2 separate regions of the Homo sapiens genome follow, and region 1 is linked to region 2. A link is an interaction called in ENCODE POLR2A ChIA-PET data of the cell type or tissue named here. Cell type or tissue: PC-3. All regions are shown on one strand. Links, peaks and the distances in the headings refer to the core of each region. The heading gives the core; the rest is flanking DNA.

What was found. ChIA-PET counts read pairs that join two places held together with the same protein. Peaks named below come from ENCODE experiments on the same cell type or tissue, not always from the same donor. Only the 100,000 strongest peaks of a DNase experiment are listed, where the experiment ranks them.
Region 1: POLR2A ChIA-PET joins it to region 2 with 5 read pairs; 1 of 35 experiments calls an interaction of 5 or more read pairs at or near these places.

What each region holds. Positions count from the first base shown.
Region 1 is chr18:62,751,889-62,767,196 of GRCh38, forward strand. The region is part of intron 1 of PHLPP1 (PH domain and leucine rich repeat protein phosphatase 1); the gene reads left to right. It overlaps LOC105372160 (a long non-coding RNA gene), which reads right to left. Exons shown (of 3, transcript XR_007066397.1): 3 at 5,429-13,744. Among named protein-coding and RNA genes, the nearest start is that of PHLPP1, 44 kb to the left of the region's middle. RefSeq lists enhancers at 1-865, 8,013-8,983, 8,984-9,953, 11,753-11,862. In PC-3, for the core only: no CTCF peak of the experiment used is centred there; DNase peaks (open chromatin) are centred at 5,893 and 7,983; H3K4me3 peaks cover 1,697 bases; H3K27ac peaks cover 3,579 bases.
Region 2 is chr18:62,627,431-62,642,738 of GRCh38, forward strand. No RefSeq gene overlaps it. Among named protein-coding and RNA genes, the nearest start is that of PHLPP1, 80 kb to the right of the region's middle. In PC-3, for the core only: no CTCF peak of the experiment used is centred there; DNase peaks (open chromatin) are centred at 7,701 and 7,991.

The DNA.
Region 1 (15,308 bases), core at 5,765-9,764, 120 kb after region 2:
TGATAACTCCTGTTAACAGAAAATATGTCTTCTTCTGACATCTATTTACAAGTAGTACTAAAATACTCAGAAAAAGCTTTTCAGGTCATATGAGGGTAGGGGGCATTGGAATGGTAATGTGCTCCAAAGGAATTTATTCCTTACAGTGAATGTATTTTAAAGGATTTAAAAAGATTTTTATTTTTAAATTTTGTGTTTTCTTTTTTAGAGACAAGGTCTTGCTCTGTTGCCCAGGCTGGAGTGCAGTGGCATGAACATGCCTCCCTGCAGCCTTAAACACTTGGGCTCAGGCAGTCTTCTCGCTTTAGCCTCCTGAGTAGCTGGGACCACAGGCATGAGCACTGTGCCTGTCCAGGCCCCCCGCGCCCCCACCCAGTAAAGAATAGCTCTTAAGGTTGTGTTAGTAGTAAGTTGGGAGTTGACACAGAGAAGCAGGGTGTTCAAGCAAACATCTAAACATTTTAAAATCTAAACAGGAAGATAAAGAGGCTAAGGAATGCTTTTCTCTTCTGCATGGTCTTTAAAAGTAAGTATTATTTAGGTTTGGTTTAGAGTATGCGACCTTTTACAACAGACGCTGAATTGTTGTTATATCTCCAGTCTTTTCAAATAGATATGCAGATAAAGAGGGGAACTAGAATGATTTTGTTTTGTTTCGAGAGGCCAGTGTGGTAGAAAATAGATAAAGATGAGTGTAGATGGATTCTTGAGAATAGCATGGCACCAATTTTGAATTGCCAGGATGTTCTCTTGGTTAATAGTAGTTCTGTAACCCAAGGGAAGCTTGATCTTGTTGCGTTTTGTTTGCTTTGAATGAATACATTATCAGGGGATGGTCAAGGTTAGATTCCACTCTTGTTACATGTTCAATATCTTTTTCAAAACTTTTGGGATCATTTCAAGTGTCTGCTCTCTTACTGTCTCAGTAGATCCTTATTGAAGCTGACCATGCAGTTAAAAACAACAACAAAAAATCAAACAGCTTGTCAAATCCCTGAAAAATCTTCAGTAGACAATAAGTGTGAATAACTGGATGAAAACTAAATAAAAGTGGAGAGTGTAGTTGTGTGTTGTGCCATATTACTACTGTGACATACATTTAAAAATTATAAACAAAGAAAAATAGCTGTTTAAGGGTTATGACAAGAAGAATTCTGACATGTGGAACCCTTGACTAGATGCATAGGAAACCAGGTAATAGAATAAGGATGAAGAACTGAATATCAGTAGTTTGCATTGAGAGAAATAGTGCAGAGCTTTTTCTGTTTTGTTTTTTAGTGAGGTGGGCATGAGGATATGCTGCACATTTTATTATGGTTAAGGATGTTTTCTTAGGTAAAGTTCTCTTTTTTAATATGGGAAGCTGATGACAAAAAATGTTTTTAGTTCACAGTATTCTATATGATTTATCATTTTAATGTGCTCTTTTCTGATTTAATCAACTGAGTTTATATAAGTCACTTAAGAAGACTTTTACAATATGGTTTATATATAGAGTTTGATTAGAGGAAAATAACTGAAGGCTTGTTTTTATAATAGTAATATAATAACTATCATTTGTTGCACCCAGCAATGTCCCATAAGTTGCACAGGCACTTTGCATGCATTGCTGGCATCTGGTCCTGTTCCCTAGCAGATGTTTCTGTTCACTGCCTTCCTAAAAATTTAATCAGGTCACTGTAGATGTGTGTAGCTGCATTCAGGTGCTCTACTAAATAGTGGGACTTTAGAAATTCATTAGTTACTAAACATTGAGACAGGAGCATGCCCTGTCCATGCTGCCCACTCTAGGATGGGCTTCACCCTTCCTTTTCAGGATATAACATGTTACTATTGTTGATGTACCTTCCAACAAATTAGGCTAATAAAAGTATAATTTCCCTAAGATTATGACTTTTTAAAGTTTGCAGTTTATTTCTCTGCAAGTTCAATTAATGAAATTGACTGTTTTGTAAGATTTCTTACTATGGGCCAAAGAAAGAGAAACCATAGTAATTTTTGATCCTGTGAGATTGAGGCTATTGCTTTTCCTTGAAGTCAGCCCTTTTGGAGTTGGGTTGGTTATTTTCTTGAGCTGTCACCTATTCCTGATTGTCAATAAAGGCTGTGTGGTGAAAGCATTTTGTTACACCCATGTAACTAGCCCTTCAGCTTGTAGTTCCCACCCTGCTTGTCTTAAACACTTCAGCTGTTCTTCTGAACTGCTTTACCATCTTACCTTCTCCAAGGAAGTTGCCATTGTACTTTGTCTTAGATTCTGGCCTCTCAGTTGTGCCTGAATTACTTGCTCAGCTGTTCTGTTCTGCTGTGGAATTCTTTTCATCTTTGTGCAACAGGCATTCCCCATCACCTGTCTTGTCAGTCTGGCACACTGTGCTTGGAGACAAGACTAGGCAGTTGTTGGGTATGAATGTTGGGGTAGCAGTAGGGCATGTCTGTGTGTGCACAGGAATCTGTGCAGGGCACCTGTCTGCAAGTTGGCCACTCTTCTAGAGGTGTAGAGGCTGCAGTCTTCATACTTTTTTTCCCCTCCCAAACTGTTTCTCTGCCAGTTTCAGTGTAATAAAATGTGTTTGGCTTTCAGAGGCTTTCCGTTAAGAGGAACAAGAAGATTGCATTTTGCAGTTAACGCTGAGAGAGCAAGGTGTTTTTGCTTTGGGGAGCATCATGGAAAGGACTAGAAGGTGTTTGAGAAAGCTTCGTGTACTTTGGATCCACAGTATCAAAAGTAGGCCTCTCCAGACCCCTGAGGGAAATATCAGAAGGGAGGGCTGCTTAGCTATTGTATCAAAACGTAATGGAAGTCATTCCCCCTGTAATTTGCTATAAGGGTAACAATGATATATACAACATACCAGATTCCACATATAAATTAAGAGAGAAGAAATAGGATTGAGGATGTAATGTTCACGGCGTTACATTTCTGTAATGTTTAATAGAAAGTAGGAATTGCCATAGTCAGCTACACCTGGTGGTACATACCTGTAGTCCCAGCTACTTGGAAGGGTGAGGTGGGAGGATTGCTTGAGCCCAGGAGATCAAGGCCTGGGCAGCATAGCAATACCCTGTCTCTGAAAAAAAAGTGACTGTAGTCTTTCTAGGATTTCTAATATGTGTCTCCAGGACCACAGTAGGCTTCTTGACATTGACAGATTTTTGTCTTTGAGTTAGCCAGCTAGACAACAGCATTTTGAAGTAACTGACATAGTGAAATTAGCTGATGTTTTTTGTAGGAAGTAGAGGTTTAGACATTTTATGTTTCTTTCTTTGTTGTCCCCTGGATAGATAGATGATCATTATAATCCTTTCATTCTGTGCAGATACGTGAAAGTTGAAAAGCACTTCTGTAACTAGCCCGGACGTCCAAAACCTGATCCTGTCATGCTCTGTCAACCCATTGGCTCATTCTTTTCCTTTCTTTAGGTTCTTACCAATACCAGTTTTCTCAATAAGTAACTCCTTCCCCTCTAATGATTCCTATGGAGAAAGAGGGCAAAGTTTAGATAGTGCCGTGGTGTGAGTGTATGTGTGTCCCTGTGCAATTCATATGTTGAAATCCTAAACTCCAAGGTGATAGTTTTAGGAGGTGGGGACCTTTTTGGGGGTGATTAGGTCATGAGAGCAAAGCCTTCATGAATAGGATTAGTGCCCTTATAAAAGACGCCTGAGAGAGACTATTCTTCTTCCACCCTGTGAGGATGCAGTGAGAAGGTGCCAGCTATGAGCTAGGAATCTGACCCTCACCAGACATCAAATCTACTGGTGCCTTGATCTTGGACTTCCCAGCCTCCAGAACTGTGAGAAATACATTTCTGTTGTTTATAAACTGCTCAGTTTATGGTACTTTGTTATAGCAGCCCAAACAGACTAAGACAGATAGAAAATTGCTTTATTTTGTGCTGGTAAGATAGTTTGTATCTATTTTTTGTTTGCTTGAACTGGGCAGTTTCTATTGGGGGTTTCTTAGAAGGTATTATTCATTCTTCTGGGGGCAGTTCTCTTTTCTTACTTTCCCTTAGCAAATTATTCTTTTTGCCATTTCTTTATGTCTTGTTAAGGCAAAAAGAAACATGATTTGTGAGAATATTTTTGTTCCCCCCCCCCTTCAATTTGTGCCAAGTGAGAACACAGATTAATGATTTTTTTCTTTCTTTGACTCATTCATTTTTTTTTTTAATAAAATGTGTTAGAACATGCTACACTAGCTCATGATTCCCAAGTAACTTTAGTGGCTTGAAATAATAAAGGTTTATTTTCTGCTCATGTTGTGTTAATCATCATGGAGGGAGAGGGAAGCTTCGTGTATACATCATTATCCACTCAGGGAGCCAGGCTGATGGAGTAAACACTATCCGGAATGCTGCTGGCTACCAAAGGGAAAAGAAAGTTCTAGAGGGCTTCAGCTCACTTGGCAGAAGTGGCATGGCCTACCCAGCCACCAGGGAGCTAGGAAGGATAGTCCTGCCATGTGCCCAGAAGGAGAGGAGGCCCACACATTTAGCATGCCATCGTCTGCAAGTAATGGACAGCCTGAATCAAAGAAGCTTAAATAATCAGGGGATTATTATTTCACAACATTGAGAATCCAGAAGTGGTTGGGATCTAGACAATATGTGGTATGATGAGGAACTCATTGATGTCCTTAAGGACTTTAGTTTTTTCTCTCTGAGCTCTGCTATCCTTGACTTGGCGGTTTGCTCTCAGGCAGGCTTCGCTCTTGGCCATATGCTGCTGCGGCGGTTCTACATAACACTTTTGGAAACGACAGTCTAGAGAAGAGGGGGATAGGAAGAAACGGATACTTTTTCTTAAGAAAAATTCCCCAAAGCCCCCAGTTAGGTTTCCCACGTATCAGTGGGAGGAATTGTAATATACCCATTCTGAACCAGTTACCATGATTGGTTTAGAAATGAGAATCTCTTTGTTGGAGTTAGGGGCAGGGTTGACTTTCTCCTGAAGCACATGGCTATTTGCAGGACAGGTAGATACTTCAACAAAAGTGGGGTTTGATCAAGAAGAGAAGTGTAGAATGAGCCTCCAGCAATGTCTGCCATACTCACTGCGGTGCATGTACATACGATTGAGACTTTTGTCTCTAGAGGTGATGGGAGATGCTAATTTTTGATGAGTGTAATATGATACATAAAAGAGAGACTTGAGTGGACAAGGGGTATCCTTAACGTTAAAACTTGGTTTTCAAGCAAAATGTCATTATTTGTACAGACGTCAACATTGTATGCAAAATACTGCAGTAGGTAGGTGCCAGTTTATACTTTACAGGAAGACAAGGCCTCAATACATAATCTCTTATTAGTTTATAGAACGACTACTGAAACAAACAGAAACCTACATGAAGCAAACCAGTAATGGGCCGATGTATTTAGTGCCTCTGAAACAGTTCTTGTTTGAGTGAGATAAAACTCAAGTGTGAATTTAATTAGTTTTTATTTCATTTCTTGCTGACTGTTAGAGATTTGTTAGTAATGTTGTACTGATGTCCTTCTGTGTTTCAAATAAGGCTTGGAGTTTTCTTTGAGGTTTTGAAAAAGGTGTGTTTTAATTTTTCTCTTTGTAGTGCAGGCCATACTGGGATACTTCTACCCATTTGTATGGGGTGTCCCCATTTTAACTTCTGAAAAGTTTGCTGCTTTTCTGTTCTTTCAGGGCTAACCTTCACTCCTTTTCTGACGTCGCTGACTTCTGAAACTGGCAGTGTGCTGGTAGAGGTAGACTCTGTCTATTATAGCTTAAATATAAAGCTATAAACACATGTAGTTTTTCTTCTCTAAATTCTTTAGCAAGACACCTGTGGTCCTCAGCTGGCACAGAATACCTGGTTGCCTTGGTGCTTGCTTACCTTGGGCCACCCTTGTGCTGTTTTCCAGTTTTGCAGCTCTTTTTGCGGCTTGCTCTTTCACCTGCTTGCAGACCTGTGTGAACAACTCAACCTGTGAATATTTCCTGCAAAAACGTTTTCATCTTGCCCATTTGGCTCTGGGCCCTTAAGGTGTTTGTTTTCGTGAGCAAGGCCTTTTTCACTGGTGTGTTCGGATTTGAAAGAAATATGTTCAATTAGTTTTCAGCTGTGGAAAGTTCTAGTTTAGGGACACTTTTAAATAAAAGCTCGTCGGTTATAGTGTGGTAGAGGCAGCATGCATTTCGACCCCATGAGCGGAGCTTCTGCAAATGTAAAATGCCTTTTTCTCCAAGTGCTCTAAAAAATATACATTTAAAGTTTATTATTAGCAGAGAGTAGAAATCTTTTTCCCTATTCTAAGAAAAGTTGTTGCACTTTGGATGGTAAAATTGTAATTGTAACTTTTTTTTCTTACCCCTATAGGGTACCTTTACCAAAGTAAATCATTTTGGCTTCCAGTGATTAATAACATAGCTTTTAAAAAGACAAAATGAAACACCTAATTCAGGCCAGTAAACTGACATTTCCAAGATAAGGGAAAAGCACTAAGTAACTTGGAAGCTAAGTAACTTGGTGAAGATTTTTGTCATCTAGTAAATGGGTATCCTTTCGTGCTCAACCCATGCTGTTATGATAGTATTCTCTCCTTACTCCGTTTCTTTAGATAAAAGCAAAACCTTTATTTCTTTGTGCATCTTTGGGTAGTCACAGAAACCCCTAATTAGCAAGCAAATAAAAAAAATTTAGCTTCTTTTTGCTAAAGTAAAGAGCCTCTGACACCTTAACTAGGTACTGTTGAGTGGATTGGTCTGAGGCAGAGATGTGACATCTTGTTAAGTTTGTAACTTTCCCTAGTAAATCCATTTCAGAAAAAATTTCAGTTTATGACTGCACTTGCATTTTGCATGTGGAAAACCCGTGCCACCAGAGTGAAGGATTTCCTTAGGAGTTGAAACAAAACAAAACAAAACAAAACAAAAAAACGATCTTTCCACCTCTTTGAAAATTGCTTCCTTTTAAGGATAATGAACCAAATGCAAATTACCTTCTTTTCACATGGTGATTGCAATAAGGGGAGAATGGAGGCTCTTGTTGAATCCAAGTCTTTCTAAACTAAGGAAAAAGGAAAATTTTGTGTTTAATTCCTGTGTAATGTTTACAGAGCCGACTGTGATGTTCTGGAGTCAAAAACAAGATTTATATGGAAATGTTGATTTGTTGAATTTGTGAGTCTGCTTTGTGGGAAGTACATAGGATAGAGAGAACAGTCCTTAAGACAACTTGTAGCTACTTTAAAAAATTACATAAATATGACAGAGGGTGATTTAGTACTATGTGGTGGGATCCGTATCAAGGGTTTGCATGCCTATAATGGTATGGAGTGTATCAGATGGCCCTGTCATTCAGTGAGAAGACTGCTGCAGAAAAAACACAGGTAAAAATAATTGTCTTGCAACCTCAAAAAGTTTGGGAAAATGTTTAAAAAATGTAATCATTTCCATAGCTTAAAAAAATCTCCACTCACCTGTTAAATGAAAACTCTTTTCAGCCTTAGGTCAGTGTGTACTTTTGGAGATTCTGTTGTGTTTGCAGCTAAAATGTTTCTGAATTTATTCACAAAGATATTTCTTTGGAAATGCAACAGACAGAGGATGCATAGAGAGATGGGAAGAGTTAGCTATATTGAGTATGTTCTCATTTGTGTCTTTGGCTTAAGTAATATTTGTCAAAATCTCTTGAACATACTAAATATTTGTCTTAATTTCAAGATCTTGCTTGAAATGTAACCACACTGATATGCTTACTTTCCCTTGGCTATGCTTTGATGGCTAAAATTAAGGACTAATAACGAAATGACTAATTCTACCCACCCAAATTAATCTTGTTCAGAATTAGTGATATCTTCAAGTTTCTGTAACTGGTGGTTGACTGACTCAGTTAAGAGCGGGTTTTGCCTGAGCATTAAAATCATCTTACCATTTATGTATCATTTCATCATTAGCTATATTGTTCCTCCCCTCCCCCAACCCAATCTTCTCTTTTGCAGCCTTGCTCTTTCTTTGGGAAATAGAAAACTAAAACCCTGGGAATGAAATATATAGTTAGTGACTAATTTCATCTTGGCTTAAATGGATATGATTCATCTAGTTTTTATAATCTTCCGGCTGTTCTCAGACCTGTGTCTCTTTGCCCCTTGGGTTCCATACTTGTCTTTGTATTTCTGTTTCTATTAGAAATGATAGTAGTGCCCCCAGAATACTGGAGGTTGAAAACTGGCAGTTCTAAGGGATGGATACTAGTGGTCTACAGATTTATATTGTTTGATCAGTGGTGTGTTTAATTTTTAAAAATTAATTGTCAGTATGAAATAATAAGATTATTTCCAGTGTCTCTTGAAAAGAAGCACAAAATCTGGCAACACCAGGCCCACATTCCTGCATGAAGTGAAGCAGCAGCTGCCTCCGTAGATGATACATACACATGGTCTCCTGTTCCCAGTCCCGTTGAATTCCCTTCATTTTATATTACTTGCCTTGGCCCTGTAGGCATTTTCAGTTTGCAGTCCGAGATCTGTAAGTTTTCTCATCACAGATGGGTTCCTATTTTTGTGATATTCGATTAGGTTTTCTACCTTGATTGCTGCTGATGCTGTGATAGCCTGTGAACTGGGGAAAGCAATGTGTGGTTTTGGCAGCCAGGTAGAATTGGGTTTGAATCCTGGTTTCACCGTTTACCAGTTTTACGTCAGCTCTCAAAGCTTCCGATTCCTCCTGTGTGGAATGGATATAATCCCACCCCCTGGAGTGGTTGTGGTCTTGGTGCAAGGCTCTCTCTGTTGCCCTTCTTTAGTTTTCTTCCTCCACGTCCACATTGTAAACTAGAGGACATAATTTAATTTTGTAGGAATTCAGAGTTTGAGGAGAGGAAGGGTGAATATAAAATGGGATTTAAACAAGGTGGGTTTTTTGTTTGTTATTAGTGGCCTGCTTAGCAAAACTTGATGAAATTTACAGTGATACCTCTTGGAATGAGTGTCTCCCTGGCATTATTTTGTTTTGTTTTGTTTTATTTTATTTTGTTTTAGACAGGGCTGCCTAGGCGGGAGTGCAGTGGCACAGTCATGGCTCACTGCCATCTCGACTCTCTGAGCTCAGGTGATCCTCCTGCCTCAGCCTCCCAAGTAGCTGGGACTACAGGCACCTGCCACCACACTGTCCAGCTAGTTTTTTTGTATTTTTTGTAGCGATGGGATTTTGCCATGTTGCCCAGACTGGTCTTGAACTCCTGAGCTCAAGCAATCTGCCCGCCCTGGCCTCCCAAAGTGCTGGGATTACAGACATGAGCCACTGTGCCTGGACTTCCCTGGCATTTTTAATAACAATGCTGCATATGTGCAGACTCTCTGGAGATCGACAAATCTTGTTAAAACTTAAAAGCATTGCAGCATCTCTTTCAAATATTCTGGAAGGAATGGTGATAATTAAATGGTACTGTTCTCTAAGCAAGGTGTTAAAAGAATATGGTTTATTAAGAAATGATGGTAGGGCCGGGCGCAGTGGCTCACGCCTGTAATCCCAGCACTTTGGGAGGCCGAGGCGGGCAGATCACGAGGTCATGAGATCGAGACCATCCTGGCTAACACGGTGAAACCCCGTCTCTACTAAAAATACAAAAAAATTAGCCGGATGTGGTGGCGGGCGCTTGTAGTCCCAGCTACTTGGGAGGCTGAGGCATGAGAATGGCGTGAACCCAGGAGGCGGAGCTTGCAGTGAGCCGAGATCGCGCCACTGCGCTCCAGCCTGGGTGACAGAGCGAGACTCCGTCTCAAAAAAAAATAAATAAAAATAAAAAAATAAAAAATAAAAAAAAAAAGAAATGATGGTATTAGTAATGTAAAGAAAAAATAACAGGCCTTCTACAAATTTGAAGTAGAGGTACTGAATTTGATACATTTCTGTAAGCATTTTTCTTTTTTTAAAAAAATAATGACAGAGTCTCACTATGTTGGCCAGGTTGGTCTTGAACTCTTGGCCCTGAAGCAGTCCTCCTGCCTCAGCCTCTCAAAGTGTTGGGATTATAGGCATGAGCTGCCGCACTGGTCCTCTGTAAGCATTTTTTAAACAGATTTAGAAAATACTGGGAAAAATGTCCTACACTCTATCCTCATTATAATTAGATGATCTTAAACCTAATGAAGATCTAAAGCTTTTACTTAGTATGTGAAACCTAAGTAATATTTTTTATTCTTAATAACAATTAATATGGATTTTTAAATTAATAAATTATAAGTGCTATGAGTATTCCTCACCACCCAGCTAAATAGAATCCTGTTTTTGTTCTAGAAAATTGACTGTCTGCATTTGTAAAGCTATGGTTTTGATGTACTTTGTATCTAGTTCAGGTCGTCACTCATCTGTATTGAACAGATTGAGTCCTAAAGAGGGAATTGATTGTTTAGGATCCTGTAAATAATTATCGGCTGACACTGAACCCAAGTCTTTTCCATTCAGTTTATAATCTTTCTGTAATTATTAAAAAAAAAAAACCTTAAAAGAAACTAGTGTTTTTCTAGAAATTACTTCTGTTTTCTTGATTTTTATTTTTTTATCTTTTTTTTTTTTTTTTTTGAGAAGGTCTCACAGTTTCACCCAGGCTGGAGTGCAGTGGCGCAATCTCGGCTTGCTGCAGCCTCCACCTCCTGGGTTCAAGCGATTCTCCTGTCTCAGCCTCCTAAGTAGCTGGGACTACAGATGTGTGCCACCATGCCCAGCTAATTTTTGCATTTTTAGTAGAGACGAGGTTTCACCATGTTGGCCAGGCTGGTCTCGAACTCCTGACCTCAAATGATCCACCTGCCTTGGCCTCCCAAAGTACTGGGATTACAAGTGTGAGCCACCATGCCCTACCTGTTCTCTTGATTTTACGTGATTTTCATGTAGATTTATGCTTTGAATTTAAATTTTAAAAATTAGAACAATTCTTTAATTTTGCGACCTTGGTTTTTATGATTAATCTAAGTAGGATATAAATTGCTCAAAGGAAATACCTCTATTGCATGTATATAATTCATTTTAAAATATTGATTATTTTTTAATTTTACCATAATGGTTGCAATAGAGGTGTTTATGGAAAAGAGTTCTTAGTGTTTTTATCCTAGAAATATAAATTGTAAAATATCTAAAACAACAGTTGTTACTTTTTAACACTCCTTTAAATACACTTTGCAGCTAAATCCACAAAGTCTACCAGTCTAAGGATCCACCTAGCCAATTAAAATTTTTATCCAGAAATTTTCCCCGTATGACTCAGTTACTAATTTTTTTGTTCTCTAGCAATCACTTCTCCCTCCGGGCTATGCATGAGCTCCCAAGCTGTGTAGAGAAGTAGCCAACCTGTGCAGCTAAAGTGGTTGCAGTAACTTGTCTGTTCTACTGCTCTTTGAGTGTCCTTTTTTCTGCATAACTCTGCATGCTTCTGAAATAAGTATATAGTGTGAAACCTGAAACTGTGTTCTCTGACCTCCGGTGGAACTCGGGAGGAAGCAGGGCGCTACCAAAAAGCAGGGGAAGATCACCCAGTGCTTTTCCTATAGGTTGAGTAGGCCCTGGACATCTGCTGTCTTCAGCCCTGGACTCTACCTTTTGCCAGGTTTTCTAGTCTCCCGTGCAGCAAGTCATGCGAACACCTCATTCAGCCTTTTGCAGCCTGTACTGAACTGCTGTCGCTCATCGCACCCTTGTTTTGGGATGGAAGGAACTCCGAGACTGCTACACAGCTACTATTTCTGTCTGATTCCTCTCAGATCTTACTCTTTCTCAGTCCCTCTTTTTTAGTTTTCTCACTGTCAGAGTCAGTCAGTCCATGGTGCTGTGACACTATTGTTTGGTGACACTATGCTATTCTCTACTGTATTTCTTTCTCTGTCTACTTTCTGGACTCTTTGACATCATACCTCTGTCTTCGTGACTTTTCCCAGTAGCACCAGAGATTTTTTTTTCTATGGGGCAGACCTAGATTCTGTCTCTTCAGTTGGTAAACGCTTAAATGCTCAAATAGTTTCTGTCTTAAAAATCAAGCTGGGTGCGGTGGCTCACACCTGTAATCCCAGCACTTTGGGAGGCTGAGGCGGGTGTATCACCTGAGGTCAGCAGTTCAAGACTAGCCTGACCAACATGGAGAAACTCCATCTCTACTGAAAATACAAAAATTAGCCGGGCGTGGTGGTGCATGCCTATAATCCCAGCTACTTGGGAGGCTAAGGGAGAAGAATCGCTTGAACCCGGCAGGCGGAGGTTGCAGTGAGCCAAGATCAAGCCATTGCTCTCTAGCCTGAGCAACAAGAGTGAAACTCCATCTCAAAAAAAAAAAAAAAAAAAACAACAACAACCAAAAAAACACAAAACAAACAAACAAACAAAACCATTTTTACCTGCAGCTGCTGTTCTGTTTTCTTATACCTCTGTTCATTTATAGGCAGATTATTCTTTCTCACCTTTCATTTGTCCTCAGCCCCATCCACTTTGGGTTCTGCCTCTTCCTTATTATGGATTTAATTTTCTTGTTGGTTACCAAAATGGGGATGCTAGTCACACTTATGTCCTATGGTTCTTGGGGATGAAATGAAATTGGGGATGAACCAAAATGGGGATGCTAGTCACACTTAACGTTCATCTTGGGGATGAAGTGGGTTCTTACTTGTACAAGGGAGGCCAAGGCAGGTGGATCACCTGAGGTCAGGAGTTCGAGATCAGCCTGGCCAACATGGTGAAACCCCGTCTCTACTAAAAATACAAAAATTAGCTGGGCCTGGTGGCGCATGCCTGTAAGCCCAGCTACTCGAGAGGCTGAGCACCAAAATGGGGATGCTAGTCACACTTACGTCCTAGGGTTCTTGGGGATGAAATGGGTTCTTACTTGTACAACTCTTGAAGTGGTGTGCCTGGCATGTGACAAGCATGCAGCAGATGTGATGCTAGCTTTCATTATTATTGGCTATTTGCCATATCCACGGATGTCATCTTGTCCCTTGTCTCCTTTAATTATTGACAGAAGTTGACACAAGTGATCATCTCATCCTTTAAAAAGTGCTTTCTCTCTTCCCTTGGCTACTAGGACACTTTACTGTCGTCGTTCTTTTCCAGTGTCATTGGCCATTTTCAGCTCCTTCATTAGTTTCTCTCCCACTTGTCTTTTAAATGCATGTATTTCTCAAGGATCTCTTCATCTAAATGTCCTTCCCTCAAATTGCTGTCTTGTGCATTTTCCTTTTTAGTTAATACTATTATATCCTCCAAGTCACTCAGGATTGTTACCGTGAAATCATCCAGAATTCTGTCTCCTCCTTTGTCTCCCTTTTCAGACCACTCCAAAGCTGACCTTTTTTCAAATTTTGTTGATTGGACCTACCCCATCTTATGCATGGCCTTCTCATGTTCGATGCTACGATCCCATTTTGGATATCTGGTCATTCTCTTTTTCTGTCTTCTCATTACTGTCAGAGTTCTCTTTCTTAAAGTTCAGCCCTAATGTCACTCCCCATTGCATGAAGTGGTGGTCTCCAAAGAGGGGCGCTGGCATAATAGGAGGTATGCAAATAAGTACATTTGGATATGAAAAGAAAATATTCAAGCTGTATTTATGCTTAAGTTAAGCTTTACTAATATTTGGTGCATGCATTGGTACCTTTATTGGCTCTATAAGCCATTTGCTCATATATCTTGAAGTACCCAAGGGAAGACTGCAAGATGAATTAATGGTCTTCCACTGTTTGTTGCTTCTCAGCATATTGCAGTCTATTAAAGCTTCCATGTATCTGCTTAAGTAGATCTACAGGGTAAAGCATGTAGTTTTTAAGATGCATGTGTTCTCAAAAAGGGTAAGTGACATAAAATATTTGTACAGAAAAGGGGCCGGGCGCAGTGGCTCACGCCTGTAATCCCAGCACTATGGGAAGCCAAGGCGGGTGGATCACGAGGTCAGGAGATTGAGACCATCCTGGCTAACATGGTGAAACCCCGTCTGTACTAAAATTACAAAAAAAAATTAGCTGGGTGTGGTGGCAGGTGCCTGTAGTCCCAGCTACTCGGGAGGCTGAGGCAGGAGAATGGCGTGAACCTGGGAGGCGGAACTTGCAGTGAGCCGAGATTGCGCCACTGCACTCCAGCCTGGGCGACAGAGCGAGAAGGGGGAGCTTGCAGTGAGCCGAGATCGCGCCACTGCGCTCCAGCCTGGGCGACAGAGCTAGACTCCATCTCAAAAAAAAAAAAAAAAATATATATATATATATATATATATATAAAATATATATATATTTGTACAGAAAAGGAGAATTGGAGATAATAATGTAAGATGAATAGGATTTAGATAGGTGGAGAGGAAAACTGTTTCAGTCAGCAAGTTCAACGTGTGGGAACTGGGGAATGTCAGCCTGGCTTTGGGGGCAACTTGAGGTTCCTTGGTGCTGCATTTTGGGGAATAACTTTCTTTCTTCTGGTTTCGTGTTTGCATGCTTGTATGGGATGGGCATTCACTGGGATAATACTCCTGGCCTCTCTAGTAACTCCCTCACTTTAGTCTTCCCTAGGGGAGGAGAAGTGACTTATCTTCGAGTTTGGAAAAAGGAACTGGGCCTGTCTAGTTTCAGCTCATTCCTTTCCTACAGATCTTGCATTCTGCTGTGCTTGTTCACGCTGTGAGTTTTATAGGGGCAGTCCTCCTCAGGGAGGCCTCTGCCTGGTGAGCTGCACCTGTGACTAGGTAGAGAAACTGGCCTAATTCTGGGGTGAAATATTAGCCAAGACCACTCAACTAATAGAGCTAAGCTACCTTTTCCAACCTACGCTTTATTAGTAATAAAGCTATTATCTGTGTATATCACTCTATATAATATATCAGCTGTATATTATATATCAGATAAATATATATTTTTCTTTCTGGCTTTCCTGTCTTACTGGTTTTGAACTTGGGCTGGAAAAATAAGGGTGTTAAATATTGAATCTCTTTTACTTCAACACCAAAGACTTCATCTCTAAAATCGAGTTACCAATCACTAACTCTTAAGAGTTATGTGAGGGTAACAAATTTAAAATGAGAAGTTTTTGAAAGATAAACTGTCTACAGATGTATAGATTTATAAATGTTCTTGGGGGTGGAAAGTAGAAACAAGCTGGGACCTGTTATTTTATAATTAACTGCCATCCACAGATTAAATTCTAGCTCCTGCCAGCCACTCTCCTGCCAGATCCTTGGATTACAAGAAATGGTGGAGGGGGTGGCAGTGAGTGGATACAGCAAATGAAAAATATCTCGCTTTGAGCATTTAACTCGGTATCAGGCCCTAAATCATAGTATTATGATATCTCAGTATATGGAAAGGAGACAATATCAGATC
Region 2 (15,308 bases), core at 5,570-9,569:
CAGTCATCATAAGCAGTAAGTACACTGATGAGACAAATGTTCTGATTTGGTTTCATTACAGTCTTTTAATGACCCATCCCCAATCTTACTCTCTTCCCATGAGTACCCAGGTTTTATTTCACTTCTTTTTTTTTTTTTTTTTTGAGACAGGGTCTTGCTCTGTCACCCAGGCTGGAGTGCAGTGGCGTGATCACAGCTCACTGCAACCTCAACCTCCTGGGCTCAAGTGATCCTCCTCCTTCCCCTCCTGAGTAGCTGGGACCACAGGCACATACCACCACATCCAGCTAATTTTTTAATTTTTTTTTAGAGATGGAGTCTCACCATATCATCCAGGCTGGTCTTGAACTCCTGGCCCAAGTAATCCTCCTGCCTTCAAGCAATCCTCCTGCCTCAGCCTCCGAAAGTGCTGGGATTACAGGTGTGAACCACTGCATCCAGCCAGTACCTATGTTTTAATGTGTGTTCTTCCAACTCACCTTCCATACCTTCATATACATAACATCATCTATATAATATAGACTTTAATTTACCAGTGCGCATTGTGCTATACATCTCATTCTACTGATTTTCTTCATCCAACATGTGTTTTTTTTTTTTTTTTTTTTGAGACGGAATCTCACTCTGTCGCCAGGCTAGAGTGCTGTGGCACGATCTCGGCTCACTGCAACCTCCAACTCCCTGGTTTAAGGGATTCTCCTGCCTCCACCTCCTGAGTAGCTGGCATTACAGGCATGCACCACCATGCCCGGCTAATTTTTGTATTTTTAGTAGAGATGGGGTTTCACTATGTTGGCCAGGATGGTCTCGATCTCCTGACCTCGTGATCCGCCAGCCTTGGCCTCCCAAAGTGCTGGGATTACAGGTGTGAGCCACCGCGCCCGGCCCATTCAACGTGTTTTTGAGATCTAGCCATGTTGATAGAAGTAAATCTTATTTACTGATCTGGCTGCCTTATGGTTTTCCCATCCTATGCATATACCACATTTTCCTTACACACCCTCCCACTAAGGGATGGCTTACACTGGCAGACGATGCTACTGCAAACTGACATAAATCTCTTTGTGCATCTGTCAGAAGGATTCTCTGGGATATCACCCAGGAACTGTACTGCTGGATCACATGAGAGTATACATATGTGCATGTTTTCACAAAATGCTTCCCAACTGACCTTCACAAATGACAACAGAAGGTGACTCCTGCCCATCTGTAGTGTAATGAGGAGTTTCATTTCCCCATGTCCTTGTCAGCACTTGATATCATACAACTTTTTATTTCTTGCCATTCTAATAGTTGTAGTATCTCATTTTTAACATACTCTATTTTTTTGATTACTAATGAGTTTGAGAGTCTCTTCACATATTTATTAACTACTCTGGTTTTACTTCTGGTGCACTTCTCATTCAGGTTTTGCCTACTTAAAACTTTTTTCTTGCAATTGCAAGTGTCCCTTAGATTTTTTACATTTTAATCTTCAGTCCTGGTTCTGCAAAATATTTTCTTCCAGCCCATCTCCTGTCTGTTACCTTTCATCTAGGGTGTTTACTTTTGATGTTGTTAAATCCATTAATTTTTCCTTTGAGATTTACACTTTTTGTGCCCTGCTTGAATCAGTTAGCTTTTGCTATGTAACAAACCACACCAAAGCATAGTGGCTTAAGCCAACAAGGATTCATTGCTGTGGGATTAATTGCTTCTGAACGGGGCCTGATGGGCGGGGGCTGGATGATCTGGGGGGCCTCACTCACATCATGGCCCCAGCTGGGATGGCTGGGCCTCTTACTCCACACGGCCTTTCACCCTCCAACAGGGCAGCCCAGGGTTCCGCACACGGCGGCTCCGGGATTCCAGCGCAGGAGAGGGCAAGCCTGGTGGACCTGAGCTTTCCAGGCCTCTCCTTCTTCACATTTGTTAATGCCCAGTGGACCAAAACAAGCCACATGGCCACACCCAAACTCAAGGAGTCAAATAAAAGCCCCCACCTCCTGCTGGGAGAAGCTGCCAGTGCAGTTGTTACTTTTCTCAATCTACTGTGCCACTCTAAGCTTATAAAGATGTTTCTTCTAGCCGGGTGCAGTGGCTCATGCCCGTAATCCCAACACTTTGGGAGGCTGAGGTGGGAGAATCGCTTGACATCAGGAGTTCAAGACCACTCTGGGCATCGTAATGAGGCCCTGTCTCTAAAAAAAGCAATTAACTGGGCATGATGGCTCATGCCTGTAGTCCCAGCTACTGGGGAGGCTGTGGCAGAAGGATTACTGGAGCCCAGGAGGTCAAGGCTGCAGTGAGCTATGATCACACCACTGCATTCCACCCTGGGCAACACAGCAAGACTCTGCCTTTAAAAAAAAAAAAAAAAAAAAAAGATAGTTCTAGATTTCTTATTAGTAGTTTTATAGTCTTAAAACTATTTGGCATTTCTTTTTTCTTTATATTGTGATTTTTAATTCATTGAAATCATTTAAATCTTTATAAACAGTAAATATTAATATATGTGTTATGTATCAATATAATTATACATTATCATATATTGTTAAAATAAATTTCAGCCAGGCACAGTGGGTCATGCCTGTAATCCCAGCACTTTGGGAGGCCAAGGCGGGTGGATCACCTGAGGTCAGGAGTTTGAGAGCAGCCTGGCCAACATGGTGAAACCTGGCTCAACTAAAAATATAAAAATTAGCCGGATGTGGTGGCAGGCACCTGTAATCTCAGCTACTTAGGAGGCTGAGGAAAGAGAATCGCTTAAACCTGGGAGATGGAGGTTGCAGTGAGCCGAGGTCATGCCACTGCACTCCAGCTTGGGTGACAGAGCAAGACTCTGTCTCTAAATAAATAAAATAAATTTAAATTTTGAATTTTATTTAAATCTATTTGTTTTTCTGCAGAGTGATTCTGTTTCTTCTTTTTGGTGATGGGGTGGTGGTTTTTTTTTTTTTTTTTTTTGAAACACAGTTTCACTCTGTCACCCAGGAGTGCAGTGGCACGATCTTGGCTCACTGCAACCTCCACCTCCCAGGTTCAAGCCATTCTCCTGCCTCAGCCTCCCGAGTAGCTGGGATTACAGGCACCCGCCACCATGCCCAGCTAATTTTTGTGTTTTTGGTAGACATGGGGTTTTGCCATGTTGACCAAGCTGGTCTCAAACTCCTGACCTCAAGTGATCTACCTGCCTCGGCCTCCCAAAGTGCTGGGATTACAGGCATGAGCCACCGCGTCTGGCCACATGATTCTGTTTCTAAACTTCCTGTTCTGCCCATCAGGGCATAACCTTGCCATATGTTTATGCTTTGTAATGCGGGTTACTGTCTAATAGAGCTAGTCCTTTGCTTTTGTTTCTCAGAATTCCCTTGACTATTTGTGGACTTTTCTTTATACATTTTAGAATTAATTTTTCCAATTTACGGATTATCATGAGATTTTGATTAAAATGGCATTGACTTAGACATTAATTTAGGGAGCATTAACATCTACTTGGTGCTAAGTTTGCCCATCCATTAGACATGATATGTATATATCTGTTTACTTAGTTGTTCTTTTATACCCTTTATTAGAATTTTTCTCCCGTAACTTTGTGTGGTTTTATTGTTGTCAGGTTAATTCATAGATACTTTCTAGTTCTGGGGATTTGACAGTATCAAGTAGTGTTGTTCCTCCACCCTTGCATCTCACCAGACTTCAAACGGTGTAGGTGTGGCCTAATGGAATTCTTACAATATCGTAATAAAACTCTGAATCTGAGTAAAAAGCATGTTATCCAGGGTTTATATTAATATTTGAGATGACATCATTTATCATGCCTTCTAAAATGCACCAAATGATTCACTTCAAAATGAAATCAGCCTGCTGAAGTATTCACCCAAGAGATTTTAATAGATTTTTCTTTCCCAGTAACGCAGGAGGTCAGTTCTCAGTAAAACACACAAAGGCATAAGGTCATGAGCTATTCTCTCTGAAATCTCCTTCATTTCAGCCGTTCCCAAGTGTTAGAATTAATTGCTCAACTGTAAGAACTGCGACCCAGAGAAGTTTCAAGAACCAGCCAGATGGGAGAGAGTTTTACAACACACATGGGCTTACACCCTAGCAACAAAAAGACCAAAGGAGGAAAAAACTCACATTTCCATTGTTAGCACTGTGCCTATAATTTTCCTTTGTTTTAGGGGACAAAAACTGAGACAGATGATGGGTTAAACTTAATATACCTGAATTTTCATAGTGTTGGGTGCTAGGGGTTGTCAATATTTGCTCAGAAAAAGATGGTAACTGCTTGTCATTTTTGCAGAGAAGAAAGAATATAATGAACCTTTTGAGAAACACGTTTCGACAGTTTGAGAAGGCTTTGTCTTTTGGACACAGCAGCATGTTTAGCAGAATGATTACCTGGTCTAGAGAGCAAATACTATATGCATTATTTTCTTGTTGTTGTTTAAGACTTTTTTTCACGCCTGGCGTGGTGGCTCACACCTGTAAGCCCAGCACTTTGGGAAGCCGAGGCAGACAGATTGCTTGAACTCAGGAGTTCAAGATCAGCTTGGGCAACATGGGGTCTTGCTATGTTGCCCAGGCTGGTCTTGAAAAAATAAAAAATTAGCTGGACATGTTGGTGTGAGCCTGTAGTCCCAGCTCCTCAGGAGGCTGAGGTGGCAGGATTGCTTGAGCCTAGGAGGTTGAGGCTACAGTGAGCTGTGATTGTGCCAGTCCACTTCAGCCTGGGTGACAGAGCAAGACCCTGTCTCAAAAAAGAAAAATAAAAAAAGGACTTTTCCTTATTTTTACATTTTTTTGTTTTCACTGCATTTTTACTGCATTTTTAATCCCCCTTTTTTGCATTCATTTTAAATATCTGGATCCACTGCAAGTACTTCCGTCGATGAGAAGGCATGACATAGTAGATTCTCAGTTGCTCAGTTCAAAGCACCAACATGCCACTTAGTCAAAGAACCTTAGGCAAGCCACACTCTGACACAGAAGGGGTTCAGATCAGCAGTCCCCAACCCTTTTGGCACCAGGGACTGGTTTTGTGGAAGATAATTTTTCCACGGACGTGTTGGTTGGGGTTGATGGATTCCAGATGAAACTGATCCACCTCAGATCATCAGGCATTAGGTCCTCATAAGGAGCATGCAATCTAGATCCTTCGTATGCACAGTTCACAATAGGGTTCACGCTCCTATGAGAATCTAATGCCACTGCTGATCTGACAGGAGGCGGAGCTCAGGTGGTCGTGCTCACTCACCTACCACTCACTCCTGTGTGGCCCCATTTCTTACAAGCCGCAGACCAGTACTGGACTATGGCCTGCGGGTTGGGGACCCCTGGTTTAGATGAACCCAAATGTCCTCTCAATCACTAAGATTCTCCATAGCTTCTTGAACTCTTGAGCTTTGGAGATCATTCTCGAAGTTTCTATAAATAAAAGTGGAAATCAGCCCCCTCCTTAAAACCAGTGAGAGGCTTAGAGAGCACAGTAATCATGATGTTTCTGTAATCCTCCCAGAACCGAATCAGAAATGGCCAGGACACTGAGGCATTCACATGATAGCGAGGAGCAAAGTGCAGGCTTAATGTGTCCTTCCAAAGTCCACATTTCTTCTGCTAGCAATTTCTTAAATTGCCACAGAAATTGAAATGGATAAGAATTTTGGTTTGTCAACAAGATAAAAAACTCACAGATAAAGTGAGTTATCTGCTTTTTGTTCAGACCAAAAGGTGACTTTACCAGAAATTATGCTGGACATCTAGGGAATTAATCTGGATGAGTGAGCTCAGCCTGACATAAAGATGCTTCAATGCCCTTCTTAGCAATGATGCTGAAATAGCAACAGCTTTAGCTTGCTGAGGCAATAACAGCTGCCAGGGCAAAAAAGAGAAATGAGAAAATCAAAGCCATTCTGAGGTATGAGGCAGCAATTAAGAGAATCTCCCCTTGAAGGGCTTACTTAAGTAAGCAATCATTCAACCAATATCCATTTATTACCTACTAATCAAGACATCAGATCTGTATTCTCTGCCTTCCAGGAGCTTATGATTTAGGTAACAGCTACCACCTCTTCTCCAGACTAAAGAACCCCAGTGCCTGCGCCTCTTTCTGACATTGCACCTCACCCCGTAAAGCCACGAATTGCCCCAAGCCCATGTGTCTTTGCATTATTTGATGTTTGGTTTTTCTGTTTTATTATTATTATTTTTGTGGCAAAGTCTCACTCTGTCACCCAGGCTCCAGTGCAGTAGCGTAATCATGGCTCACTGCAGCCTCAACCTCCCAGGCTCAAGTGATCCTCCCACCGTAGCCTCCCGAGTACCTGTGACTACAGGTATACATCACCACGCCTGGCTAATTGTTGTGTTTTGTAGAGATGTGGTCTTGCCATGCTGCCCAGGCTGGCCTCGAACTCCTGAGCACAAGTGATCTATTCTCCTTGGCCTCCCAAAGTGTGGGAATTATAGGCATGAGCCACCGTGCCTGGCTATGTTTGATTTTTCGATCCCTTTGGATTCTCAGGTCCCCATCTTGGGAATCCACCCCTTTGTTGGCTTTAGCTGCCTGTGTCCTGGCGTATTTCTGGCGAATCATTTTTTATTCTTGGAATCCACTTCAATTGCTGTTGTGTTCGCCTTTCCAACTTCATCACACATTTAGCCCCTAGTCCTGCTGAATTCTGCAGCCCGAGGCCTTCTACGCTGCTGTGGCGCTCCGAGGCTTCCCTGCTGACATCCTAGTGGCCCCAGCAGAGCCCCATCTATTGGTTGAAGCTCCTCTTCAGCCTGTCCTCTCCTGGACGTGACTCTTCCTTGTACTCACAAATGTACCTTGACACAATAAATGTACCTGTTTTGAGTCCCTGCATCTCTCTGTCAGGTGATGCACCACTGGACATGCCCACTGTAGTGTCCAGAAGGTAGCTTGCTATTGTTTGAGCAGAGAAGACCAGAGAAAGAGCAATCTCTCCTTTGTTCTTGGAACCTGCTTCCTCAGGGCTCCAACTGAAGACTCAAACCGAGACCTTTCTTGAGTTAAAACTATAGAGATAATGTTATTAGAGATAAAAGGTTCCAGATGAAAGAGAAATTGGCTTCCTCCAGAAGTGAAGAGTTTTCTCTGGAAGATGAGGCAATGGTGACAAAGGAAATACTCATTCTTTGATGCCTAGTCAGCAAGAGGACGCATTTCCCAAAAGTCCACATCTGTGTGGGGGTTGGGTGCACGAAGCATAGCACTGAGTGATTATCAGGGGAGACACAGTAGTTCAAATTGCAGTTCAACTTCTTTAGCCCATCATCCACTTCCTCCTTAGCCCTGTTAGTGACACCATTAAATGACCAGTCACCAGATTTGGAAAACCTCCCTTCAGCCTAATAAAAATCCACTGAGTGTATCTGTAAACTATGTCACCCCTTTGACCCCCTCATTATCACTCATGTAGACCAATGCAGTAGCTTCTTAACCCTGAAATTCTTATCCCACCCTTGCCTTCCCCGGCTCCACTCTAACACAATGGCTTCCCTTTACCTTAAGAAAGGAAGTTCACACTTCTTAGTACAAGAGTCCGAGTTCCCCACTAATTGGCCATCCCCCTCCTTCATCAGCGTGTGCCCTGTGAAATATAGTGAGGAATGGCCAGATGTTATCCTTGATCTGATCTGATGTTGTAACTCTCATGTTAATTTATGTGCCTGGCACAACGAATGACTCATTGCTTAAACATGCCCTATATTTCTACCTGGGTCCTGAGCTCATGTTATTCCTGTGCCTGAACGGCCCTCCTGTCACCTCCTATCTCCTCTCAAGCTGACCTCAAACATTCAGCAAGTCAGAACAATTCTTCTTCTTGTGTTATAACAATGGCATTTAACATCTTTTGTCTTGTGTTGCATAGGGTTGCTTATGTGTCTGTCTCTTCTACTTGCTTATAAGCCTTTTGCATCCAGAGAAACGTAATACTCCTCCTTATGGTTGCCACAGTCATTGGTCATCATAGATACTCAAGGAATGTTTCTTGGAATGAATCTGCCCAAATATGAAACCTGAAAGCCTGGTTCCAAAGCTTGATATTTACACACACACCTACTTATACTATAGGCACAGCTATGTACATGAACATTTAGGCACACATGAACACCCACACCCGCATGCCTACACCTGTGCCCTTGCACACACTCATGTACACTTACACACTCACAAGCTCATATGCAAACTCATAACGCACACCACACTTGCACCATAGGCAAACCTATACACACATTCACACACACATACACATGCAAACTCAGATATATATGTATACATATATGTAGATTTGTTCATCCTCACATACATGCACACATATATGCCTGCTCATGCACACACACTTTATCATCTCTATGAAAGGTTATCTCTGCCAAGATGCTTGGGTGTGCAATGGTGAGGGACTCAAGACCACAGTCCCTAAGGGAGGTAAGGCATCAGGGTAGGTAGGATTTGGAAGTAACTTATTTCCCACAATGAATAGTTGTTTCAGGAGGAAGTGGCTCTGTTTATGTGACATCTGGCTCTCTCTCTACCTCTGCTCAGAGAAGATGGAGTGATTTAGCTGATAGGAACTTTAGAGAGAATAAACTGGTGTGGTTGGCTCAGCCTCTCTCTGGTTTCCTCCTTGACAGCTACCCTGCCATCAGAGGGCAGGAGTCAGGGGTGGGCTGGAGCGGGGCAGGTCCAGGGTGGGAGGCTGCCATAGTCCAGGCTGCTGTGAGGGGGGTTCAGTATTGGGAGGTTTATTTGCTCACAGATATAAGCTATCTTTTCAATGTCAGCATAAGAAAGTGGTATTATAGCCTCCACTTGTCATCTCTCTCACTTTGTTTCTTTCTTTCTTTTCTTTTTTTTTTTTTTTTTTTTGAGACGGAGTATCGCTCTGTCCCCCAGGCTGGAGTGCAGTGACACGATCTCAGCTCACTGCAACCTCTGCCTCCCAGGTTCAAGCAATTCTCTGCCTCAGCCTCCCTAGTAGCTGGGATTACAGGTGCCCGCCACCACATCTGGCTAATTTTCGTATTTTTATTAGAGATGGCGTTTCACCATCTTGGCCAGGCTGGTCTTGAACTCTTAACCTCATGATCCACCCACCTCGGCCTCCCAAAGTGCTGGAATTACAGGCATGAGCCACCACCCCCAGCCTCTTTCTTTTCTTTTTTGAGACAGGGTCTCACTCTATCACCCAGCCTGAATGCAGTGGCACGATCACAGCTCACTGAGGCCTTAACCTCCCAAGCTCAAGCAATCCTCCTGCCTCAGCCTCTTGAGTAGCTGGGACTACAGGCATGCACCACCACGCTTGGCTAACTTTTTATTTTTTGTTGAGATGGGCGTCTCGCTATATTACCCAGGCTGGTCTCAAACTCCTGGCTTCAAGCAACCCTCCCACCTCAGCCTCCCAAAGTGCTGGGATTACAGGCATGAGCCATTGTGCCCACACTTGCTTTTTTTCTCTTTTTTTTGAGACAGAGTCTCACCCTGTCACCCAGGCTGGAGTGCAATGGCAGAATCTCAGCTCACTGCCACCTCTGCCTCCTGGGTTCAAGCGATTTTCCTGCCTCAGCCTCCCCAGTAGCTGGGATTACAGGTGCACACCACCACGCCAGGCTAATTTTTTGTATCTTTAGTAGAGACGGGGTTCACCATCTTGGCCAGGCTGGGTCTCGAACTCCTGACCTTGTGATCCACCTGCCTCAGCCTCCCAAAGTGCTGGGATTACAGGCATGAGCCACCGCACCTGGCCACTTTGTTTCTTAATTGGTTCATAAATCAGGCAGTGAAGGGAATGTTGTCTGTTGGAATCCCTCAAAGACCCTAACAGAAGTGGAAAACCAAGGGCAGAACTTGAGTAAATTGCCACATCTGTACTCTGATCAGGCAGCTTCAAATTCACATAAAGGAAAGAGGCTAAGGAAACTCCCTCTCCGTGTCTGTGGGTAAGTGTATTTACTGCTTGTGATGTATAAGACAACGCTGTAGGTATTTGGCGGCCCCAAAGACATATATGCTTCTTGGCATTCCCAGGACTTGGAATCCCATTGAAGCAAAGGCCATATCCATATTTACCTTCGTGTGTTTACCACTGGTTGTGCTGGCAAGGTTCTTGCTCTGCTGGCTTCATCTGCCTAGGGAGTTGGTTTCAAACCCTGGGATATTCATTTTCCTCCCCTGGACATGACATCATCATGTTTGCAACACCTCAACAGGCATCTCATCCAACAAGAACTGTGTTTTCTTCATTGTAATGAAATACTTAGGAAGACATGAAACCAGCCCTGTGTTTCAGCAGAACACACAAATCTAGGGTGAAATGGTTCCTTTCTTTGTCCCACTGTTAAACTCCATGCTGTATTCAGTTCCATCTTTTTTAGCTGTGATTAGGGATGAGACAAACTTAGGGCCCATGAGGAAAGGTTAAAGCAAAGGAGATTATTGTAGGGAGAAAGCTGAAGAGCAGGTTCACTGTCGTGGAATCCAGTAGCAAGGGGTAGATATTTGGCAGTTAGTGACCAGCTAGTGTTCATCTCCACTAAGGAAAGGAGAGGAAGTAGCCTTAGGCTGTGGCAGAGGGGTTGAGTCTTGGAAAGGGAGACACAGGGACTCAGTGGAACTGCCTTTTCTTGAGAACTTGACAATTAGGGTCACTTTTAGTCTGCCTGGGACAGTTGGCGTTACTCTTCAAATAAGTTTCAGAAAGAAATAACAAACCCATGGCACCAAAAACATTTGACCAAACCCATTCTCATCAAAAGAGGGCTTTTTGTTTCTGTTTTGCCCTGGGGAATCCGGTCATTACTGCCCTCTTTCCAGGAACCACTCAAATATGAGTAATACTGTGAATCCTGTTCATATGAACGTTACAGTTATTTCTATCTCCAGTCAAGAGCAGTGCCCATCTTAGAAGCTGGCTAAGGTTTCAGAGCAGCTTTGGAAGCAATATTTATTTGTAGCACATGTATGTATCTATAAAATCCTACCTAAGTAAAACAAGTGTTTCTAGAATCATGTGCCATTTGGGGAATGGAAAACTCAAAATGTAAATTGTTATGCAGGTCCTGTGATGGATTCCCCAACAGACATGTCAGTTCGTGGACAACATCCCCCATAAGTCACCGTGGGTCCTGGGGCATCCTCCTTTCCCCACCAGGGGGCAGAAGCCCTGCTTCTCACACCAGCTCAGAGTTTCTAAAACTGTGACTCGTGCCACTACTGGTGTTTGAGGCAATTTTAGTGACATACATTTCATCTTTTTTTCCCTTCTTTTCTTATACGTTAAACGAAAATAACCAAAGAGTAGATATTCCAAAGAGAAGTGAGAAGAGGCTGAGAATAACATGAGCAGAGAAATATGACATGCATTTGCTGTTTGTAAACAAGAGGGAGAAGACTATTGAAAAAGTATGGTGAGAGGACCAAGTTAAGACAGAAGGTAAATCAGTTTGTTTGTTTGTTTGTTTGTTTATTTAGAGACAGAGTCTCACTCTGTCACCCAGGCTGGAGTGCAGTGGCACGATCTCAGCTCACTTCAACCTCCGCCTCCTGGGTTCAAGCGATTCTCCTGCCTCAGCCTCCCAAGTAGTTGGGACTACAGGTGCACACCACCAAGCCTGACTAATTTTTGTATTTTTAGTAAAGACAGGGTTTCACCATGTTGGCCAGGCTGATCTCGGACTCCTGACTTTAGGTGATCCACCCACCTCAGACTCCCAAAGTGCTGAGATTACAGGCATGAGCTACCACACCCGGCCCTATAAATAAGTTTAGACAGAAAATGTGGAATCTGTCAGAGGGGACCTTGGAAGCAGTAATAAATGTAATAAACAGCATGTTAGTAATAGAACATGGGCTTTGGAGAAAATGAGATAGAATGCTGAGGTTGAGTTGCTTAACTCTCTGGCCATGGATGCAATGATGACTGGTTTTTTTTTGTTGTTTTTTGTTTGTTTGTTTGTTTGTTTGTTTTTTAACTAATGGAAAATGGGGTACTGGTGATCTACAGATTGTGATGGTGTCACAATTAATTAAATTATCACTGGTGGTAGTTATGTTTCTGGCAATAACTGATAGGTTACTCTGTATCAAACTTGTTTCTGAAAACAACTAGAAAGCTGAGATAAATATAAAAACATTTTTTAGGACATTGGAGAGCTACCAAGGTACTGAGAATTTGCAATACCAAGATTAGAGTATTTTCTCCAACTGCAGTTAAAACTAAAAATAGGTAACAAAAAGTTAAGGAGAAAAATCTCCATATGTTGGGAAATTAATCAATATGCTTATAATACCCATAAGTCAAAGGAGAAATTACAATGGAAATTAGAAAATATTTTGAATTAAGCCACAATTAAATTTCTGCATTTCACAATTTGTGGGATTTATTTAAAGCCAAGCTTAGAAGAAAACTTATAGCTTTAAAATGCACATATTCGAAAAGAAAAAAAGTGAAAACCAATGGTCTAAGAATCTATGTTTATAGCACATACATGTTTATAGCAACAGAGTTTGCAATTGCAAAAATATAGAACCAGCCCAAATGCCCATCAATCAACAAGTGGATAAAGAATATGTGGTATATATATATATATATATATATATATATATATATATATATATATATATATATACACACACACACACACACACACCATGGAATACTACTCAGCCATAAAAAGGAACAAAATAATGGCGTTTTCAGCAACCTGGTTGGAATTGGAGACTATTATTCTAAGTGAAATAACTCAGGAATGGAAAACCAAACATCATATGTTCTCACTCATATGTGGGAACTAAGCTGTGAGGACGCAAAGACATAAGAGTAATACATTGGATTTTGGGGCCTCAGGGGAAAGGGTGGGGGGTGGTGAGGGATGAAAGACTACACATGGGGCACAGCGTTCACTGCTTGAATGATGAGTGCACCAAAATCTCAGAAATCACCACTAAAGAACTTATTCATGTAACCAAAGACCACCTGTTCCCCAAAAACCTATTGAAATAAAAAATTAAAAATTTAAAAAAGAATCTATCGAAATAATTTAGAAAATAATAAAAAAATCCAATCTAATTCTAAAAAGAAAAAAAAAAGCAGAAATTAGTAAAAAAGAAAATAAATCTACAATCAACCAACAATACCAAAAGTTGGCACCTTGAAGATCAATAAAAGACAAGACCAATTAACATAGAGAAGACACAAACAATACACGAAATTCAAAAGAAGGACATCACAATCAAACCTACATTTAAAAAAAAAAAGATATCATGGGAAACTTTATGCCCATAATTTGAAAATTGTAATGAACAAATTAAAAACCAAGACATGCAAAAACTAACAAAAGAACTAAAAAATTATAATAAAGCAATTAAAGCAATGAATTTAAAATGGTATGACAAAAAAACACAAAACGAGATGGCTTCACTGGTAAATTCTACCAACTTTTTTTTTTTTTTTTTTGAGACAGAGTCTCACTCTGTTACTCAGGCTGGAGTGCAGTGGTGCGATCCTGGCTCACTGCAACCCCTGCCTCCCAGATTCAAGCGATTCTCCTACCTCAGCCTCTGGAGTATCTGGGATTACAGGTGCCTGCCACCACCCCTGGCTATTTAAATTCTACCAACATTTAAAGAAACTCTTTTAAAGAATAAATAAAGAGGGAATACTTCTCAACATGTTTTATGAAGCCAGGAAAATCTTGATATCAAGGTGTTCAGTTTTATTGATCTTTTCAAAGAACCAACTTTTGGTCTTATTGATTTTCTCAATTATATTCTGTTTCCAATTTCATTGATTTTTGTTCTTTATAATTGTTTTATCATTTTGCGTGCTTTAGGATTTATTTACTCTTCTTTTCTAGTTTCTAAGATGGAAGCCTACATTAGCAACTTGAGACCTTTCTTTTCTAATGTAAGTATTTCACGGCATAAATTTCCCTCCAAGCACTGCTTTGGCTTCACTCCATAAATTTCGATAAATTGTGTTTTCATTTTCATTCAGTTAAAAATATTTTAAAAATTTTTTCTTGAGATTTCCTTGTAGACACTGGACTGCATTAAAATTAGAAACATTTTTGCATCAAAGGATACCATTAAAGGAGTAAAATGACAGACCACAAAGTAGGAGAAGGTATTTATAGCACAAATACATGACAAAGGGCTTAGACCCAGAATACATAAAGAACTCCTACAAATCAATAAGGAAAAGACCACCCATTAGGAAAATAGGCAAAAGACAAAAAAAAAAAAAAAAAAAAAAAAAAACCAGATACTTCACAATAGAGGGCATCCAAATGGTCAATAAATATATGAAAAGCTATTCAACTTCAGTAGTCATCAAAGATGTGCAAGTTTAAACCACAATGAGACACTTCTATATAATCGCAGTGGTTAAGTGTTGGAGATGATGCAGATCAACTGGAACTCATATGCTGTTGGTAGGAATGTAACTTCGCACCACTTTGGAAAACTGTTTTTGCAAGGATCTACCAGCGGAACATATGCATACCCTAACTCAGCAGTTCCATTCTTAGGTGTACATCCAAAGGAAATGCAGAATGTGTACATCCTAGGACATATAGATGAATGTCAAGAGCAAGTTTATTCATAAGGCTCTGTAGCGGGCTGAAGAATGGCCTCCCAAAGATAACCACAGCCTAATCCTTGGAAATTGTAAACATGTTACCTTACATGGCAAAAGGGACTTCGCAGATGTGATAAAGTTAAGGTGGGAAGATTATTCTGGATAATTCAGGTGGGCCCAATGTAATCACAAGGATGCTGTTAAGAGGGACACAAGATGGTCAATGTTAGAAGAAATAAGGATGGAAGCAGAGTTGAGAGAGGAGAAAAAAATGTTGTTGTAGAAAAAGCCAAGTCCTGGTCACAGGACCAGGAGAGATTAGGCTCGCGGACATATAAAAGGGTAAGGAGTGGAATTTATTGGGTGAAAAGGAAAAAAACTCAGCAAAGTGAGAAGGGTTCCTGTTAACAGACCCCCATCTCACAGAATGAATCCCAGGTTACCACACAGGAACAGGAGAGGCTAGGCTCCTCCCCGCTGCAAATGGCACAAACTTCCCAAGGCTGCACCTCATCCTCCCAGTGCGCAGGCCAGTGGGAGGTTCTCTGGGTACCTTCCCCCTTATTTTCCTCCTGCATCTATCAATACTATGTTCTTGGCTTTGAAGATGGAAAAAGGGACCATGAACCAAGGAATATATGTGGCCTCTAGAAGCTTCAAAAGGCAAGGAATTGGATTCCCTTCTAAAGCCTCCAAAAGTAAAATAGTCCTGCAGACCCA